Linked DNA regions of Homo sapiens: region 2 is linked to region 1. Evidence: read pairs that join two places in POLR2A ChIA-PET (ENCODE). Cell type or tissue: HepG2. All regions are shown on one strand. Each heading gives the region's core, and the rest is flanking DNA. Links, peaks and the distances in the headings are about the cores only.

The links. ChIA-PET counts read pairs that join two places held together with the same protein. Peaks named below come from ENCODE experiments on the same cell type or tissue, not always from the same donor. Only the 100,000 strongest peaks of a DNase experiment are listed, where the experiment ranks them.
Region 2: POLR2A ChIA-PET joins it to region 1 with 5 read pairs; 2 of 35 experiments call an interaction of 5 or more read pairs at or near these places.

The regions. Positions count from the first base shown.
Region 1 is chr22:30,063,577-30,073,777 of GRCh38, forward strand. The region is part of intron 1 of HORMAD2-AS1 (HORMAD2 and MTMR3 antisense RNA 1); the gene reads right to left. Among named protein-coding and RNA genes, the nearest start is that of HORMAD2-AS1, 12 kb to the right of the region's middle. In HepG2, for the core only: no CTCF peak of the experiment used is centred there; no DNase peak of the experiment used is centred there.
Region 2 is chr22:30,492,063-30,501,009 of GRCh38, forward strand. SEC14L4 (SEC14 like lipid binding 4) reads right to left here. Exons shown (of 12, transcript NM_174977.4): 3 at 3,866-3,909; 4 at 3,521-3,580; 5 at 3,192-3,380; 6 at 2,804-2,899; 7 at 2,088-2,148; 8 at 412-495; 9 at 1-93. Among named protein-coding and RNA genes, the nearest start is that of SEC14L4, 9.2 kb to the right of the region's middle. In HepG2, for the core only: no CTCF peak of the experiment used is centred there; a DNase peak (open chromatin) is centred at 5,649; H3K27me3 peaks cover 2,780 bases.

The DNA.
Region 1 (10,201 bases), core at 998-8,997:
ACACAACAAAGAATACAGACTTTGCAAAATTAGTTCAGGGAAGTCACTACAGAAGCAAATGACAACAACAAGCCCTAGGGTGGGGAATATGATTTTCAGATTATTATATGATTTCCACATTACTTAAATTTTCCAATTTTCAACAAAATTCTAAGACATAGGAAAAAAAACAAGAAAGTATGACCATACACAGAAAAAAAAGCAGTCAAGAGAAATAATCTCTGAAGAAGCCTGGATGTTGGACTTAGTAGACAAAGACTATAAATCAGTTCATATATATATATATGCATTCTATTTTATTCTTCTTTTTCCCTCTATCCCACAATCATTTAGTTTCCAGGACCTGTCAGTATTAATTACACAGTGTTTTTTTGCAATATTCCCTCCTTTCATTCTCTTGGCACCACTCCAACTCAGATCCTAGTTCCTTCTTACCTTGATTATTATAGAGGCATCCAAACCAAGCAACTGACTTCTAGCTATCCCCCTTTCCAATTTAAACTGTATACCACTACTTTTTTCTAAGCATAATTTAATCATTGTATCCTCCCTATATGTTGTGTATATATATATACACAAAGAACTACAGAAAACCATGGGCTAAAAACCTAAAGGAAAATATGAGAATGATATCTTGCCAAATGTAGAATATCAATAAAGAGAAAGAAATTATTTTAAAAAAGAACTAAAAAAAAAAAAATTCTGGAGTTAAAAAGTATAGTAACTGAAATGAAAAATTCACCAGAGGGGATCAACAGTATATTTGAACTAACAGAAGAAGGAATCAGTGAATGTGAAAATACATGATTTGAGGTTATCCAGTTGAGGAGGAATAGGTGGAGGACACTATCAACTGTATCAATATATAGGCATAATGAAAGTTCCAGAAGGAGGGAAGTCAGATAAATAATATCCAAAGAAATAATGGCCAGAAACTTCCCAAATATAGTGAAAAGCATTAATTTACACATCCAAGAAGCTCAGTAAGCTACAAATAGAATAAAATCAGAGACCAATATGTAGATACATCATAATCAAATGATTGATGGTTAAAGACAAAGAGACAATTTAGAAACCAACAAGAGAGAAGCAATTAATCACATACAAAGAATCCTCCATAAGATGAATTCATTTCTCCTTGGAAACCATTTAGGTCAGAAGGTAGTGGGATAACATATTCAAGGTCCTGAAAGGAAAAAGTACTGTGAATCTAGAATTCTGTATCTTGAAAAACTATCCTTCAAAAACAAAGGAGAAATTAAGACATTCCCAGATAAACAAAACTTGACCTGCTCTACAAGAAATTCTACAGGGAGTCCTTCAGGCTGAAATGAAAGGAAACTAGTCAGTAATTCAAATCCACATGAAGAAATAAAGAACACTTTGGTAAAGGTAACTACAAAGCTAAATATAAAAGATAACATAAATGTATTTTTTGTAATTTTTTCTTCTATCTAATTTAAAAGACAATGGCATAAAGCAATACTAATAAAGTGGTGTTAATGGGCTTATAATATATAAAGAGGTTTACGTATGTTAAAAAATAGCATAAAGGGGCTCACATCTGTAATCCCAGTACGTTGGTAGACCGAAGTGGGTGGATTGCTTGAACTCAGGAGTTCAAGACCAGCCTGGGCAACATGGTGACATCCAGTCTCTATTAAAAATAACAAATATTAGCTGACTGTGGTGGCGCATGCCTGTAATCCCAGTTACTCAGATGGCTGAAGCATGAGAATGACTTGAACTTGGGAGATGGAAGTTGCAGTGAGCTGAGATCATGCCACTGCACTCTAACCTGGGCAACAGAATGAGACCTTGTCTCAAAAAAAAAAAAAAAAAAAGCATAAAGGAAGGGACAAGGAATGGAGCTACATAGAAAGAAAGTTTTTCTATAATAAATTCATTTTGTAAAATAAATTCACTCAATACATTGTATTAATCTGAACTAGATTACTACAAACTAAGATGTTAATTACAATCACCAGGAAACCACTAAGAAAATAACTTTAGGCCAGGTACAGTGGCTCATGCCTGTAATTCCAGTATTTTATGAGGCTGAAGCAGGAGGATCACTTGAGGCTAGGAGTTTTTTTGTTTTTGTTTTTGTTTTGTTTTTGATACAGAGCCTTGCTCTGTCACCCAGGCTGGAGTGCAGTGGTGTGATCTTGGCTCGCTGCAACCTCTGCCTCCTGGATTCAAATGATTCTCCTGATCTCAGCCTCCTGAGTAGCTGGGATTACAAGCAAGCACCACCACACCCAGCTAATGAGGCCAGGAGTTTGAGACCAGCCTGGGCAACATAGCAATATTCATCTCTACAAAAATTTTTAAAAATAAAATTAACTGGTTGGACATGGTGGCTCACACCTGTAATCCTAGCATTTTGGGAGGCTGAGGCAGGTGACTGGCTTGAGCCCAGGAGTTTGAGACCAGCTGGGCAACATGGTGAAAACCTCCCTCTCCCTCCCCCTCCCTCTCCCCCTCTCCCTCTCCCTCCCTCTGTCTCCCTCTCCCTCTCCCTCTCGGTCTCCCTCTCCCTCTCTTTCCATGCTCTCCCTCTGATGCCAAGCCGAAGCTGGACTGTACTGCTGCCACCTCGGCTCACTGCAATCTCCCTGCCTGATTCTCCCGCCTCAGCCTGCCCAGTGCCTGCTATTGCAGGCACGTGCCGCCACGCCTGACTGGTTTTCGTATTTTTTTGGTGGAGACGGGGTTTCGCTGTGTTGGCCGGGCTGGTCTCCAGCTCCTAACCGCGAGTGATCTGCCAGCCTCGGCCTCCCGAGGTGCCAGGATTGCAGACAGAGTCTCGTTCACTCAGTGCTCAATGTTGCCCAGGCTGGAGTGCAGTGGCGTGATCTCAGCTAGCTACAACCTCCACCTCCCAGCCGCCTGCCTTGGCCTCCTAAAGTGCCAAGATTGCAGCCTCTGCCCGGCCGCCACCCCGTCTGGGAAGTGAGGAGCGTCTCTGCCTGGCCACCCATCGTCTGGGATGTGAGGAGCTCCTCTGCCCGGCTGCCCAGTCTGGGAAGTGAGGAGCGCCTCTTCCCAGCCGCCATCCTGTCTAGGAAGTGAGGAGCGTCTCTGCCCGGCCGCCCCGTCTGGGATGTGAGGAGCGCCTCTGCCTGGCTGCGACCCCGTCTGGGAGGTGAGGAGCGTCTCTACCCGGCCGCCCCATCTGAGAAGTGAGGAGCCCCTCCTCCCGGCAGCTGCCCCATCTGAGAAGTGAGGAGCCCCTCCGCCCGGCAGCCACCCCATCTGGGAAGTGAGGAGCGTCTCCGCCCGGCAGCCGCCCCGTCCGGGAGGGAGGTGGGAGGCAGCCCCCGCCCGGCCAGCCGCCCTGTCCGGGAGGGAGGTGGGGGGCGCCTCTGCCCGGCCGCCCCTTCTGGGAAGTGAGGAGCCCCTCTGCCTGGCCGCCACCCCCTCTGGGAGGTGTACCCAACAGCTCATTGAGAACGGGCCATGATGATGATGGCGGTTTTGTGGAATAGAAAAGGGGGAAATGTGGGGAAAAGATAGAGAAATCAGATTGTTGCTGTGTCTGTGTAGAAAGAAGTAGACATAGGAGACTCCATTTTGTTCTGTACTAAGAAAGATTCTTCTGCCTTGGGATGCTGGTGATCTATGACCTTGCCCCCAACCCTGTGCTCTCTGAAACATGCTGTGTCCACTCAGGGTTAAATGGATTAAGGGTGGTGCAAGATGTGCTTTGTTAAACAGATGCTTGAAGGCAGCATGCTCCTTAAGAGTCATCACCACTCCCTAATCTCAAGTACCCAGGGACACAAACACTGAGGAAGGCTGCAGGGTCCTCTGCCTAGGAAAACCAGAGACCTTTGTTCACTTGTTTATCTGCTGACCTTCTCTCCACTATTGTCCTATGACCCTGCCAAATCCCCCTCTGCGAGAAACACCCAAGAATGATCAATAAAAAAAAAAAAGAAAAAAAAAAGAAAACCTAGCTCTATAAAAAATCCAAAAAAAAAAAAAATTTGCTGGGCATGGTGGCACATGCCTGTAGTCCCAGCTATTCAGGAGGCTTAGTTGGGAGGATCACTTGAGCCCAAAAGTTCAGGGCCGCAGTGAGCTATGATTGTGCCACTGCACTCCAGCCTGGATGACAGAGTGAGACCTTGTCTCTAAAAAAATAAAATAAATTGCCTGGTGCAGTGGCTTATGCCTGTAATCCCAACACTTTGGGAGGCCAAGGCAGGTGAATCACTTGAGGTCAGGAGTTTGAGACCAGCCTGGCCAACATGGTGAAACCCTGTCTCTACTAAAAATACAAAAACTAGCAGGATGTGGTGGTGTGCGCCTGTAGTACCAGCTACTCGGGAGGCCGAGGCACGAGAATCGCTTGAACCCGGGAGGCAGAAGCTGCAATGAGCTGAAATCGTGCCACTGCACTATAGGCTGGGCAAAAGAGTGAGACTACATCTCAAAAATAAAATAAATAAATAAATAAAATAAAATAAATCTAAAAAGAAAATATTTTTAGAATATATAGGAAAAGAAATGACAAGAAGTTAAAATGGCACATTGGAAAATATCTACAAAAAAAGCAGTAAGGGAGAAAGAAATAAAAACACATAAGACATATAGAAAACAAATAGCAAAATTACAGACATAAATCCAACCTTGTTAGCAATGGATTAAGCACTCCAATCAAAAGGCAGAGATTGGAAAAATGGATAAAAACAACATGATCCAACCATATTCTGTCTATAAGAGATACAGTTTATTTCACTTATTTTAATCTTTTGAAATGATTCAATCTTGTTCTGTTGCCCAGGTGGGGTGCAGTGGTGTGATCACAACTCACTACAACTTTGAACTCCTGGTCTTAAGCAATCCTACCCCAGCCTCCCAAGTAGTTGGGACTAAAGGCACATGCCATCCCACCCAGCTAATTTTAGAAAGTTTTTTTAGAGATGGCATCTGTATTGCCCAGGCTGGTCTTGAACTCCTGGGCTCAAGCGATCTTTATCTCTCTCCCCACCCTTTTTTTTTTTTTTTTAAGAAACAGGATCTCACTCTGTCATCCAGGCTAGAGTGCAACGCACAATCATAGCTAACTGCAGCCTCAAAATCCTGAGCTCAAGTGATCCTTCCAACTCAGCCTCCTGAGTAGCTGGGACTACAGGTGCAGGCTACCAAACTCAGCTAATTATTAAGTATTTTTTTTTTTTAGAGACAGGGTCTTATTTGTTGGCCAGGCTGGTCTTGAACTTCTGGCCTCAAGAGATCCTCCCACTTCAGCCTCCCAGAATTCTGTGATTATAGGAGTGAGCCACCACTCCGGGCCCATCTGGCATTTTTATTATTGTCAAAGAAAAGAGCTGGAGTAGCTATACTTATACCAGACAAAAAAAGACTTTAAGATAAAATGTGTTACTAGACACCAAAAAAGGACATTTAATAATGATTTTAAAAGTCAGTCTATCAAGAAGATACAGGCTGGGTGCAGTGGCTCATGCCTATAATCCCAGCACTTTAGGAGGCCGAGGTGGGTGGATCACTTGAGATCAGGAGTTCGAGACCAACCTGGCCAACATGGTGAAACCCTGTCTCTACTAAAAATACAAAAATTAGCTGGGTGTGGTATGGGGTGCTTGTAATCCCAGCTACTCAGAAGGCTGAGGCAGGAGAATCGCTTGAACCTGGGAGTTGGAGGTTGCAGTGAGCCAAGATCATGCCACTGCACTCCAGCCTGGGCAACAGAACAACAACAACAAAAAAGAAGATACAACAATTAGAAACAAATATCTACCTAACAACAGAGCCTCAAAATACATGAAGCAAAAAATAAATAAGGGGAGAAATAAACAATTCAACAATACTAATTAGAGAAATAATACTTCCCTCTCAGAAATAGATAGAACAACTAGACAGAAGACCAACAAGGAAATAGAAGACTTGAACAACACTACAAACTAACTAGATCTAAGGAACATCAATAGAACTTTCCACCCAAAACCAGCAGACTATACATTTTCTCAAGTGCACATGGAATAGTCCCCAGAATAGACCATATGTCAGGCTATAAAACAAGTGTCAATAAATTTAAAAGGACTGAAATCATACAATGTATATTCTGTCACTGCAAGCAATATCACAATAAATCAACAACTGAAGGAAATTTGGGAAATTTACAAATATGTGGAAACCACAAAACACACTCCAAAATACCTATTAGGTCAAAGAAGAAATCACAAGAGATACTAGAAAATACTTTGAAGTGAATGAAAACAAAAACACAATGTAGCAAAATTAGGGCTGGGCATGGTGGCTCAGACCTGTAATCCCAGCACTGTGGGAGGCCAAGGCTGGTGGATCACCTGAGGTCATGAGCTCGAGATCAGCCTGTCCAACATGGTTAAACCCCATTTCTACTAAAAATACAAAAAGTAGCTGGGTGTGGTGGCATGCACCTGTAATCCCGGCTGCTCGGGAGGCTCAGGCATGAGAATTGCTTGAACCTGGGAGGTGGAAGTTGCAGTTAGCTGAGATTGCACCACTGCACTCCAGCCTGGGTGACAGGGCAAGACTCCATCTCAAAAAAACAAAAACAAAACAAAACAAAAAAACCCCACCAAAAACAATGTAGTAAAATGTATGAGATGCAGCTAACACACACCTAAGTGGGAAATTTATAGCTGTAAATGCTACATTAAATAAAGACCTTGAATAAATTACCTAATCTTACATTTTAAGAAACTCAAAAAAGAAGAGAAAACTAAATCCAAAGCAAGCAGAAAGAAGGGAATAATACAGATTAGAGTAGAAACAAACAAAATTGAGAATAGAAAAACAATAGAGAAAATCAATAAAACCAAAAGTTGTTTCTTGGAAAAAAAAATCAACAAAATTGACAAATCTTTAGCAAGGCAGACTAAGAAAAAAATTAGACTGAAGTTACTAAAATTAGGATTGAAAGAGGTACATTATTACCAACCTTACAGAAATAAAAGGGATTATAAGAGAATTTTATAAATAATTGCATGACAGCCAGGAGCAGTGGCTCATGCCTGTAATCCCAGAACTTTGGGAGGCCAAGGTGGGTGGATCACTTGAGGCTAGGAGTTTGAGACCAGCCTGGGCAGCATGGCAAAACCCTGTCTTTACCAAAAATACAAAAAAAGATAGCCAGGCCTGGTGGTGTGTGCCTGTAGTCCCTGCTAATTGGGAGGCTTGAGGCATGAGAATTGCTTGAACTGGAAGGCGGAGGTTGCAGTGAACTGAGATCACGCCACTGCCCTCCAGCCTGGGTGATACAGCAAGACTCCATCTCAAAAAGAAAAAAAAACAACTGTATGCCAACAAATTAGGTAAACTAGATGGAATGGACAAATTCCTATAAAGACACAAACTACTGAATGACTCAAGAAAATATAGATAACCTGAATAGGCCTATAATAAGCAGAGATTGCATTAGTAGTTAAAAACAACAACAACAACAACAACAACAACAACAACAAACCTTCCACAAAGAAAAGCCCAGGACCACATGGCTTCACTGGTGAATTCTACCAGATATATAAAGAAGAATTCACACTCTTCCCAAAAAATAAAAGGGGAGAGAACACTTCTCAATGCCTTCTATGAGATGGGTATACCAAAACCAGAAGAAAGAACATCACAAGAACACTACAAATCAATATCCCTTATGAATATAGACACAACACTCCCCCCAAATAGTGGCAAACTAAATCCAATAACATATAAAAAGGAATATACACCACAAACCACATGGAATTTATCCCAGGATTGCAAGGTTGGTTCAATATATAAAAATCAATTTAACATACTAAGGATAAAGGATAAAACTCACATGATCAATAGATGTAGAAAAAGTATTAAATAAAATCCAATATCTTTTTTTTTTTTTTGAGATGGAGTCTCTCTCTGTCAGCCAGGCTGGAGTGGCATGATTTCTGCTCACTGCATCCTCTGCCTCCCGGGTTCCAGCGATTCTCCTGCCTCAGCCTCCTGAGTAGCTGGGATTATAGGCGCCTGCCACCACACCTGGCTAATTTTTGTATTTTTAGCAGAGAAGGGGTTTCACCATGTTGGCCAGGCTGGTCTCAAACTCCTGACTTCAGGTGATCCGCCCGTCTTGGTCTCCCAAAGTGCTGGGATTACAGGTGTGAGCCACTGTGCCTGGCCAAAATCCAATATCTTTTTATGATAAAAAACATTCCACAAACTGGGACTAGAAGGAAAGCCATTAATATGATAAAGGGCATCTACAAAAAGCCCCAGCTAACATCATACTTGTTGGTGAAAGACTGAATGCTTTCCCCTAAGAAAATTCCTTATCAGGAATAAGACAAGGATATCTGCTCTTGCCACTTCTATTCAATATTGTACTGGAGGTTCTAGCCGGGGAAATTAACCAAGAAAAATAAATAAACGGCACCCAGATTAGAAAGGAAGAATTAAAACTATCTTTATTTGCAGATGACAAAATCTTGTCTATAGAAAATTCACAAAAAAATTGGTGAGAACTAATACAAGTTCAGCAAGGATACAGGATGCAAGATTAATATACGAAAAGCAATTATTTTTCTATACACTAGCAATGAACAATCCCAAAATGAGATTAAGAAAACAATTCCATGTATAATAGCATTGTTAAGGACTGAATTATGCCCTCCCCAACCCCAATTCATATGTTGAAGCCCTAACCTCCAATGTTACTATACTTGGAGACAGGACCTTTAAGGAGGTAATTAAGGTTAAATGAGGTCATAAGGGTGGAGTGCTAATCCAAAGGGACTGGAGTCCTTATAACAAGAGGAAGAGACATCAAAGACATCTCTCTCTCCACATATGCACAGAGAAAAGACTATGTGAAGACACAGCAAGGAGGAGGCAGTCTGCAAGCCAGGAAGAGAGGCCTCACCCAAAACCAACTCTGCTGGCACCTTAATCTTGGACTTCCAGCCTCTAGAACTGTAAGAAGATCAGCTTCCATTGTTTAAGCCACACTATTTGTGGTATTCTGTTATTGCAGCCCAAGCAAACTAATATAAGCATCAAAGAAAATAAAAATCTTAGGAATAAATTTAACCAAAGAAGTGTAAGACTTGTACACTGAAAACTATAAACATTGTTGAAAGAAATTAAAGAAAACCTATATAAATGGGAAGATATCCATATTTGTGGATTGAAAAACAATATTATTCAGATAGCAATGCTCCCCAAATTGATCTACAGATTCAATGTAATCCCTATCAAAATCTCAGTTGCCTTTTTTGGCAGGCAGTAACAAGCTGATCCTAAAATTCAAATGGAAATGCAAGGGACTCAGAATAGCCAAAACAATCTTGAAAAAGAAAAAAGTCAAAAGATATACTTCTCGGATTTCAAAATGGCCAAGAAGCAAATGAAAAGATGTTCAACACCATTAGTCATTAGGAAAATGCAAATCAAAACCACAATGAGATATCATTTCACACCCAGTAGGATGGCTGTAATTTTTTTTGAGATGGAGTCTCACTCTGCTGCCCAGGCTAGAGTGCAGTAGCACAATCTGGGCTCACTGCAACCTCTGCCTCCCAGGTTCAAGCAATTCTCTTGCCTCAGCCTCCCAAGTAGCTGGGATTACAGGTGTGCACCACCACACTTGGCTAATTTTTGTATTTTTAGTAGAGACAGGGTTTCACCATGTTGGCCAGGCTGGTCTCAAACTCCTGACCTCAGGTGATCCACCAACCTTGGCCTCACAAAGTGCAGGGATTACAGGCATGAGCCACCACACCCAACCTATAACTTTTTTTAAAAGGGGAAAATGACGAAGCAAAGATATGGGAAAATTGGAACCCCTTATACGTTGCTGGTGAATGTAAAACAGTGTAGTTGCTTTGGAAAGAGTTTGACCATTTCTCAAAAAGGTAAACATAGAGTTACCATGTGACGCAGCAATTCTGCTCCCAGATATATATCCAAGAAAAATGAAAACATATATCCACACATAACCTTCTACATAAATGTTCATAGAAGTATTATTCTTCACAGCAAAAGGGTGAAAACCTAAATGTCCGTCAACTGATAGATGTACAAAATGTGGTAAACATGGGATACTTTTTAGCCATAAAAAGGAATACATGCTACAGCATGAATGAATATTATACTTTAGTTATTAAGTGAAAGAAGCCAGATACAAAAGGCCATAGTGTATGATTTCGTTTATATGAAA
Region 2 (8,947 bases), core at 948-8,947, 430 kb after region 1:
TGGGGTTGCCATCGGGGTCAGTCATGGTCCCCCCAAACTCCACAGGCAGCTGGTCGGGGCTGATGAATTTTGTCAGCTCCTGCTTCCAGTTGTCTGCATGGGAGCAAGAGAGGGACTCCAAAGGGACTCAGGAGACTCAACAGAGGGCAGAGGGGGCTGAGCTTGGTGAGGGAACCTGATATGTCCTGGGCGTGCTCCCCCGGGCACCTACTCCTAAGAGTACCCAAGACCTTTATGTGGCTCCCAGCCCACGGTCTAGGACCCAAGGCATTGCCCGTGCGTGTGGAGGCTCACCAGGGTCAGGCCAGGGGTAGTGCCCGAGTAGAGGACGAGCCAGGGAGAAGCAGGGTCTTTAGCATTGACCTCTGCTTCCCAGGCAGATGGACACAACCAGGGGGCCACGTCGCTCACCTCCCAGAATCACAATCTTCCTGCGTGTCTCCTCACTCATGAACGACTTGACCAAGTTGAAGGCCACGGGGAACAGTTTTGGGGCTGAAACACATGTAAATCTCTTGAGAAGCTGGACCAGAAAGGACGTGGGGATACAGAGCCACAGCCAAGAGCAGGTGCTGGACAGGAGGTGGACAGATATGGATTCTGCCACTCTCTGCTGTGTGACCTTCAGCAAGTTACCCACCCTCTCCAAGTCTTAGTGCAGTTAACTGGAAAATGAAGGTGAAATAATGTATGTATAACACCTGGCACAGTTCCTGGCTTTCAATAAATGGTTGTCTCAGGCCAGGCGCAGTGGCTCATGCCTGAAATCCCAGCACTTTGGGAGGCTGAGGTAGGCAGATCACTTGAAGCCAGCAGTTCAAGACCAGCCTGGCCAACATGGTGAAACTCCGTCTCTACTAAAAATACAAAAATTAGCTGAGCGTAGTGGTGCATGCTTGTAATCCCGGCTACTCGGGTGGCAGCGGCACAAGAATTGCTTGAACCTGGGAGGCAGAGGTTGCAGTGAGCCAAGATCACGCCACTGCACTCCAGCCTGGGTGAGAGAGTGAGATTCCATCTCAAAAAAAAAAAAAAAAAAGAAAAGAAAAAAGAAAAAGAAAAATGGCTGTCTCCCCAACCCAGTTGTAAGGGATTGGGCACAAGCTGGCTCTAGGGTCAGCAATATTGATTCCCCAACAGTATCACTTCTTTTCCACACTCCAGGTTGTCTGGAATCTTCTTGGGTGTGACATCTACATGAGACTTCCTGTCCTGCCCTGAATTGCTCACACTCAACTGAGCACTGTCTGTGGGCCAAGCTCTGTGCTCCATCTTCTCCACACACTGTTTCATTTAACCTCATAGTTATCTTTGAGGAGGGGGCTATTGTATCCCCATCTTACATAATGGGAAAACTGAGGCTCAGTGAGGTTAAGTAGACTTGGATAAAATCATAGAGCTAGTTAGATTTGAACCAGATCCTCTGACTCTGGAACACATGACATCACCAGGGCAGCCAGGGACCATTCCCGCTCAAAGTGTGTCCATCCACTAGTGTGGTCCATGGACTATCTGTTCCCAGCCCACACTGACATAAGTAAGTAACAGTAAACATTTAGAAACTTATAACTTGACATTGCTGAAACATACCAGTGCATGATTTTGTATATTACAAAAATATCAGTCTGTGAAGGACTGAAACTAAAAAATAAAGCCAGAGGCCGGGTGCGGTGGCTCACATCTATAATCCCAGCACTGTGGGAGGCCGAAGTGGCTGGATGACTTGAGATCAGGAGTTCAAAACCAGCCTGGCCAACATAGGGAAACCCCATCTCTACTAAAAATACAAAAATTAGCCAGGCATGGTGGCGTGCACCTGTAATCCCAGCTACTAGGAAGGCTGAGGCAGGAGAATTGCTTGAACCCAGGAGGCGGAGGTTGCAGTGAGCCAATATCATGCCACTGCACTCCGGCCTGGGTGACAGAGGGAGACTCCATCTCAATAACTAACTAACCAGAAACCAACCACACAAAACCTGGTTCTTCACAAAGGATGGGTGAAGAAGCCTTTAACTCCATGGCTTACCTACTGTACCCCCAATTCCTGCTTCTCCCTCCCCAGGAGGTCATCCCGGTCATGGGCTTACCTCGAATAACAATTAAATTCTTCAGGGTCTCAGGATAATTTGCTTCCAGGATGCTAAAAAACTGTGGAGTCAAGATGAGTCTGGTTGGGGCTCTGTTCCATCACCTCCCGCCCATGGGTTTCTGTGGCCTCTGATGCTGCTGAGACAAGAGGCCCATCCCTGGCCCATCCTACCTTCCCCACAAGCATGTGCCTCTTCCTCTCTGTTATTCTTTTTTTGTTTGTTGATTTGTTCTCGAGACAGGGTCTCACTCTGTCTCCCAAGGTGGAGTATAGTGGCACAATCACAGGTCACTGCGACCTTGAATTCCTGGGTTCAAGAGATCCTCCCGCCTCAGCCACCCAAGTATCTAGGACTACAGGCACGTGCCACTGCACTGGGCTAATGTAAAAATTATTATTATTGTTGGTAGAGATGACATCTCACTGTGTTGCTCAGGCTGATCCTGAACTCCTGCTCAAGGAATCTTCCCACCTTGGCTTCCCAAAGTGCTGGGATGACAGGCGTGAGCCACCACGCCTGGCCTCTTTGTGTTAATCTTGCTCCCCTTTCTCCGTGGAGGGTGGTCTCTAGGCCAGCATCATTGGCTGGTCTGTGGAGCCCCTGCAAGGCATCCCCACCCCTCTATCTCACTGGATTCTCACATCAATTCACAGCTAGGGCTCACAGCTGGGAGCCACTGCCCACACCAGCCCCAAGCCAGCCACCCACCTTACCTGCTGGTAGACCTCCACAGCTGGCTTCCACAGGTGTTTCAGGCTCAGCCCCTCCATGTCAAACACCATCAGCGCCATCTCGATCTTCCTGCCCAGCTGCTTGGGACAGAGTCATATAGGTCAGACGACAGCTCCAGCCAGGAGATCCTGGCCAGAGAGACTTGGGCACCTCTCCCCACCTTCCTGCCATCCCACCCTCTGGCAGCCCACAGCGTTTTCCAGACAGATGGACAACACCTCACTTTTACGGGTGGGTAAGGGTGGGAGAAGCCCACATTCCACCAGAGCCCTGGGTGCTGAGGGCTGGGGAGGGGCAGGGTGCCACCCTTCTCTGGTCCTGGTGCCACCCTGTAGACAGATGAGGCCCAGCCCCACCCCCGCTGCTCACCTTCTGAGTTTGCAGCTCACACTCATGCAACAGCAGCTCACAGACTTTGATGCGCTTCCGGATCATATCCTGCTTGGAGGCTGACAGCAGGAGACCCTTGGGGTCGAGGGACCCAATGATGTTGAAGTACACAGGGCAGCCTTCGTAGTCGTAGCCACAAAGACCACCCGAGTCATACAGCTGGATGACCTGGAAGTGTGGGTAAGGTCCCGACTCAATCCAGCTCACCAGGCTGGGTCCCTACTCCATCAGGTGGCTGGACGTGGTAGGTGGGAGATGTCAGGGGTGAGGGGCCTCAGATGGCCTGGGGGATGCTGCTCGAGGCTCACCTCAGGGGGCTGCCATGTGACAATGTTGTCCAGGTCTTGTTGCTTCCGGAACTCCATGTGCTGCAGGAACACAGCAGGAGCTATAGGATTTTGCAGGAACCTGGGGACACCAGGCTAGGTCCCTCTGCCCACAGCCACCAAGATCCCACCACAGCATACCCAGGCTCTCAGAGCGTGGGGACAGGAGGTGGGCTGGGGGGACTTGGGTCTGATGCAGAAAGAGATCGGGGGAGGAAGAAAGAAGAAACAGGAGAATGGGACAGGGCCAGAGTCTCTACCCTTTTGCAGCAAATCCCTGGGTCACAGTGCATGGAAGGCAGGGCAGTAGGGATCACAGATCCTTACCCTTCGGAGCATGTCTTCGGATTTCTGCAGGTCAAAGTTTCGAGCTGCAAGAAGAGGAGGTAAATAGAAGCTCAAGGCTAGATCCAGAAAGAGCCCTTCCCTAAAAACTCATGAGGAAACAGCTAAGGTGTCCCCAGCCTTTTCCTGACACCCCAATAATACATTGAACATCTAGAAATGGTTGTTTGTTTGTTTGTGTGTTTATTTTTTGAGACAGAGTCTTGGTTCTGTTGCCCAGGCCAGAGTGCAGTGATGTGATCATAGCTTACTGTGGCCTCTGGCCCAGGTGATCCTCCTACCCCAGCCTCCTGAGTAGCTGAGACTACAGGGCCACACCACCATGCCTGGCTAATTTTTTTTAGATTTTTTTTTTTTGGTAGAGATAGGGATCTTGCTATGTTGCCCAGGCTGGTCTTGAACTCCTGGCCTCAAGCAGTCCTCCCACCTCAGCTTCCCAAAGTGTTGGAATTACAGGCGCGAGCCTCTGTGCCTGACCTAGAAATGTTTTTTAACAAGTTAAGGATCTTTAATCCTCTAGAAGACTGGAGAGCCCTTGATTTCAGTTTCCAGTCTTCCTACAACCTTCTGGAGGCCAATCTAGCCTGTATTTGATGTCCCTCAGGAAGCAGAGACACCCCCCCCCACCACCTGCACAGTGTTAGGGTTGGTGGGGAGCATGGGGTTTGGATTCACAGAGACTGGGGCTTAAAGTCTAGTGTTGCCCTTTTATTTCCTGTGAAACCTTGAGCAAGTCACTTACCTTCTCTGAGCCTTAGTTTTTTAATCAGTTAAATGAGAACACTATCTGTTTCAGTTATTCAAAGAACAACATGAGATAATGTATAGAAAGTGTTTGGCCCAATACCTGGCTCACAGTAGGTTCTCAATAAACAGTAGCTATCATGATTACCTATTTTGAAGAAATAGACACACTTTAATTGAAAACATGATGCTGTATTTTAGAAATGCTTTGACTGTTGCTCTCTGAGACCCCTGGCTCACTGAGGAATTTGTCCACTCCCAGAGCTGAAACAATATGCGGGGTCAGAGATTTTCAAATGGAAGGGATCTCAGATGCTATCCAGGCCTCCTCTGCTCTGATCATGAAACAGTTCCAGAAATCACTCCCGGCCAGGCGTGGTGGCTCACGCCTGTAATTCCAGCACTTTGGGAGACCAAGGCGGGCAGATCACTTGAGGTCAGGAGTTCAAGACCAGCCTGGGCAATATGGTGAAACCCCGTCTCTACTAAAAATACAAAAATCAGCTGGGCATGGCGGCAGGTGCCTGTAATCCCAGCTACTCAGGAGGCTGAGGCAGGAGAATTGCTTGAACCCAGGAGGCAGAGGTTGCAGTGAGCCGAGATCGCATCATTGCACTCCAGCCTGGGGGACAACAGCAAGACTTCATCTCAAACAACAACAACAACAACAACAACAAACACAAAACTTAGCTAGGCGTGGTGGTGCACACCTGTAGTCCCAGCTACTCGGGAGGCTGAGGCACAAGAATCACTTGAACCCAGGAGAAGGAAGCTGCAGTAAGCCAAGATCGCACTACTGCACTCCAGCCTGGGTGACTGAGTGAGACCCTGTCTGAAAAAAAAAAAAAAAGAAAGAACCCCCAATGCAACAGCTCAGCCTTGATTATCTCCCATGATGGAGAGTTCATTACCACAGAAGACATTACCATTCCATTCCTCAGCAGCTTTGACTGAACCCAAATCTGACCTGTGATGATTCCAGCCCCATCATCAGAGGTCAAACAAATACATGTTATCTCTTGTCAATGTGGCAATTCTGCAAATATTTGAAGACAAGCCACCAAGTTCACCTATGCGATCTTTGCTCTGGGCTATATATTTATTAAAATCATCTTCTGTGTCAATTCTGTCAAAGAGAACGTTCTGTGATGATGGAAATGTCCTATACCTGAGCTGCTCATTATGGTAGCCGCTAGCTGCCTGAGGCTACGGAGCAATAGAAACGTGGCAAGTGTGATTGAGGACCTGGAGTTTTAATTTAATTTAATCGTTACAGTTATATGTGGCTACAGGTGATCAAACTGAACAGGGCAGTTCTATATACTTCAGAGATTTTAAGATTTTTGCTGTACAGGTCTTGTGTGTTCTAGGTTAAACTCCTGGGTATTTTATGGGCTTTGTTGCTGTTTTGAATGGTATCTGACTTTTCATTATCTTTTTTTTTTTTTTTTTTTTTTTGAGACAGAGTCTTACTCTGTCACCCAGGCTGGAGTGCAGATCTCAGCTCACTGCAACCTCCACCTCCCAGGTCCAGGCAATTCTCATGCCTCAGCCTCCTGAGTAGCTGGGACTACAGGCATGCACCGCCATGCCTGGCTAATTTTTGTATTTTTATTAGCCAGGTTGGTCTTGAACTCCTAACTTCAAGCGATCTGCCTGCCTTGGCCTCCCAAAGTGCTGGGATTACAGGTGTGAGCCACCATGCCCTGCCCGCTACTGATTTTTATATCTGGCAATATTGCTGAATTTTCTCTTGAGTTCTAGAGGTTTTCTGTTGATCCAGTTGGTTTTCAAGGGAGACAAGCAATTTCTCTGCAAATATTTTAACTCTTTCCTTCTAGTCTTTCTACCAATTGATATTTTTTCTTTCCATGTAACATTGGCAAAGGTCTCCAGTTCTACATTTAAACAGTAATGTTGATTGATTGATTCTTTCCTTGTTCCTGATCTTAAAGAAAATGCATCTAAAATCCTCTAATAAGTGTTAACATTTGTCAGAGGATTTTTGCTACGTAACCATTACCAAGTCAAGGAAACTCCTTTCTATCCCTAGATTGGTAAGACTTTCATTTTGTCTTATAAGTAGGATTTGAACCTTTTCAAATGCTCTATCTGCATTAATTGAGATAGCCACATAATTTCTCATTTCTAGCACTCATTAATGTTTTCAATGACACCGATAGATATTCTGTTGTTGAACTATTCTTGCACACCTAAGATAAACTTCCCTTGGTCACGCTGCATAATTATTATTATTATTATTATTTTTTTGATGGAGTCTCGCTCTGTCGCCCAGGCTGGAGTGCAGTGGCGCGATCTCGGCTCACTGCAAGCTCCGCCTCCCGGGTTCACGCCATTCTCCTGCCTCAGCCTCCTGAGTAGCTGAGACTACAGGCACCCGCCACCACGCCCAGCTAATTTTTTTTTGTATTTTTACTAGAGACGGGGTTTCACCATGTTAGCCAGGATGGTCTTGATCTCCTGAGCCACCGCGCCCGGCCAGTCATGCTGCATAATTTTAATGCCTTATTGGATTCTACTACATAATATTGATTTAGACTACTATTTTTTTTTTAACTGATGGGGTTTCACCATGTTGGCCAGGCTGGTCTGGAACTCCTGACCTCAGGTGATCCGCCTGCTTCGGCCTCCCAAAGTGCTGGGATTACAGGTGTGAGCCACCGCACCTGGCCTGATTTAGACTTCTTTATATCTACATTCATAAGTAAAATAGGCTGAGAATTTTCTTTTTTAAAAAATTGTATTAGCTGGGCGCAGTGGCTCCTGCCTGTAATCCCAGCACTTTCGGAGGCCAAGGCAGGCAGATCACTTGAGGTCAGGAGTTCGAGACCAGCTTGGCCAACATGGTGAAACCCTGTCTCTACTAAAAATACAAAAAATTAGCTGAGTGTGGTGGCTCATGCCTGTAATCCCAGCTAGTCAGGAGGCTGAGGCACGAGAATCACTTGAACCTGGGAGGTGGAGGTTGCAGTGAGCCAAACTTGTACCACTGCACTCCATCCTTGGCAATGAAGCAAGATTCTGTCTCAAAAAAATGATAATAATAAAATGAAATAAAAAATTGTACTGATCTAGCTTTGAAATCAAACTTACTCAAACCTTATAAGGTAACTTTCACTCTCTCATAGGTTCTTAAAGAATTCGTATGAGCTAGAAATTAACTGTTTTTTTTTTTTTGAGACAGAGTCTCTCTCTGTTTCCCAGCCTGGAGTGTGATGGTACAATCTTGGCTCACTGCAACGTCTGCCTCCTGGGTTCAAGCGATTCTCCTGCCTCAGCCTCCCAAGTAGCCAGGATTGCAGTTGCCCACCACCATGCCTGGCTAATTTTTGTATTTTTAGTAGACACAGGGTTTCTCCATGTTGGTCAGGCTTTTCTCGAACTCCCGACCTCAGGTGATCCGCCCACCTCGGCCTCCCAAAGTGCTGGGATTACAGACATGAGCCACCGCGCCCGGCCAACTGGTATTAAAACTCTGGCGGAATTCATCTGTAGAACCACTGGAGTCTGAGTTTTGGGGGAGGGGAAGTTTTTGCTGCCATTTCAATTTCTCTAATATTTATTGGTCTGATGACGTTTTCTATTTCTTCTTGCTGGATTTTGGTCTTATATATTATTTTCTAGAAATGTGTCTTCCTTCACTTGGATTTTCAAATTTATTAGTGCATATTTGTTCATAATCTTCTCTTATAGGCTTAAAAAAGATTCAGTTTATAGGTGATTTTCTGTTGTGTTGTTTGTTTGCTTTTTGAGACAAGCCATCCTCCTACCTCAGCCTCCCGAATAGCTGGAACTACAAGCATGCACCAACACACCCGGCTTATTTTTGAATTTTTTGTAGAGATATGGTTTCGTCATGTTGCCCAGGCTGGTCTTGAACTCCTGGGTCAAGCAATCCTCCTGCCTCAGCCTCCCAAAGTGCCAGGATTACAGGAGTGAGCCACTGTGCCCAGCTATAGGAGATTTTTCAGTTAGGAACCAGAATGTGGTTTCTTATCCTATAAACAGTGGTTTGGGCAATGCTCATGGGATATGAGAACAGAATTTTTTTTTTTTTTTTTTTTTTTTTTTTTAGTAACACCTACTATGCGCCAGGCTGAGGGGACCAGGGCAGGCACATCCCTGCCCTGATGGAACTGGCATCAGATGAAACTAATGGAACCGACAGACAGATGTGGGATGAAGTTAAGGAAAAACAGAGGGGGTCAGGCAGAGTGGCTCATACCTGTAATCCCCGCACTTTGAGAGGCCGAGGCGGGAGGATCATTTTGGGTCCAGGAGTTCGAGACCAGCCTGGGC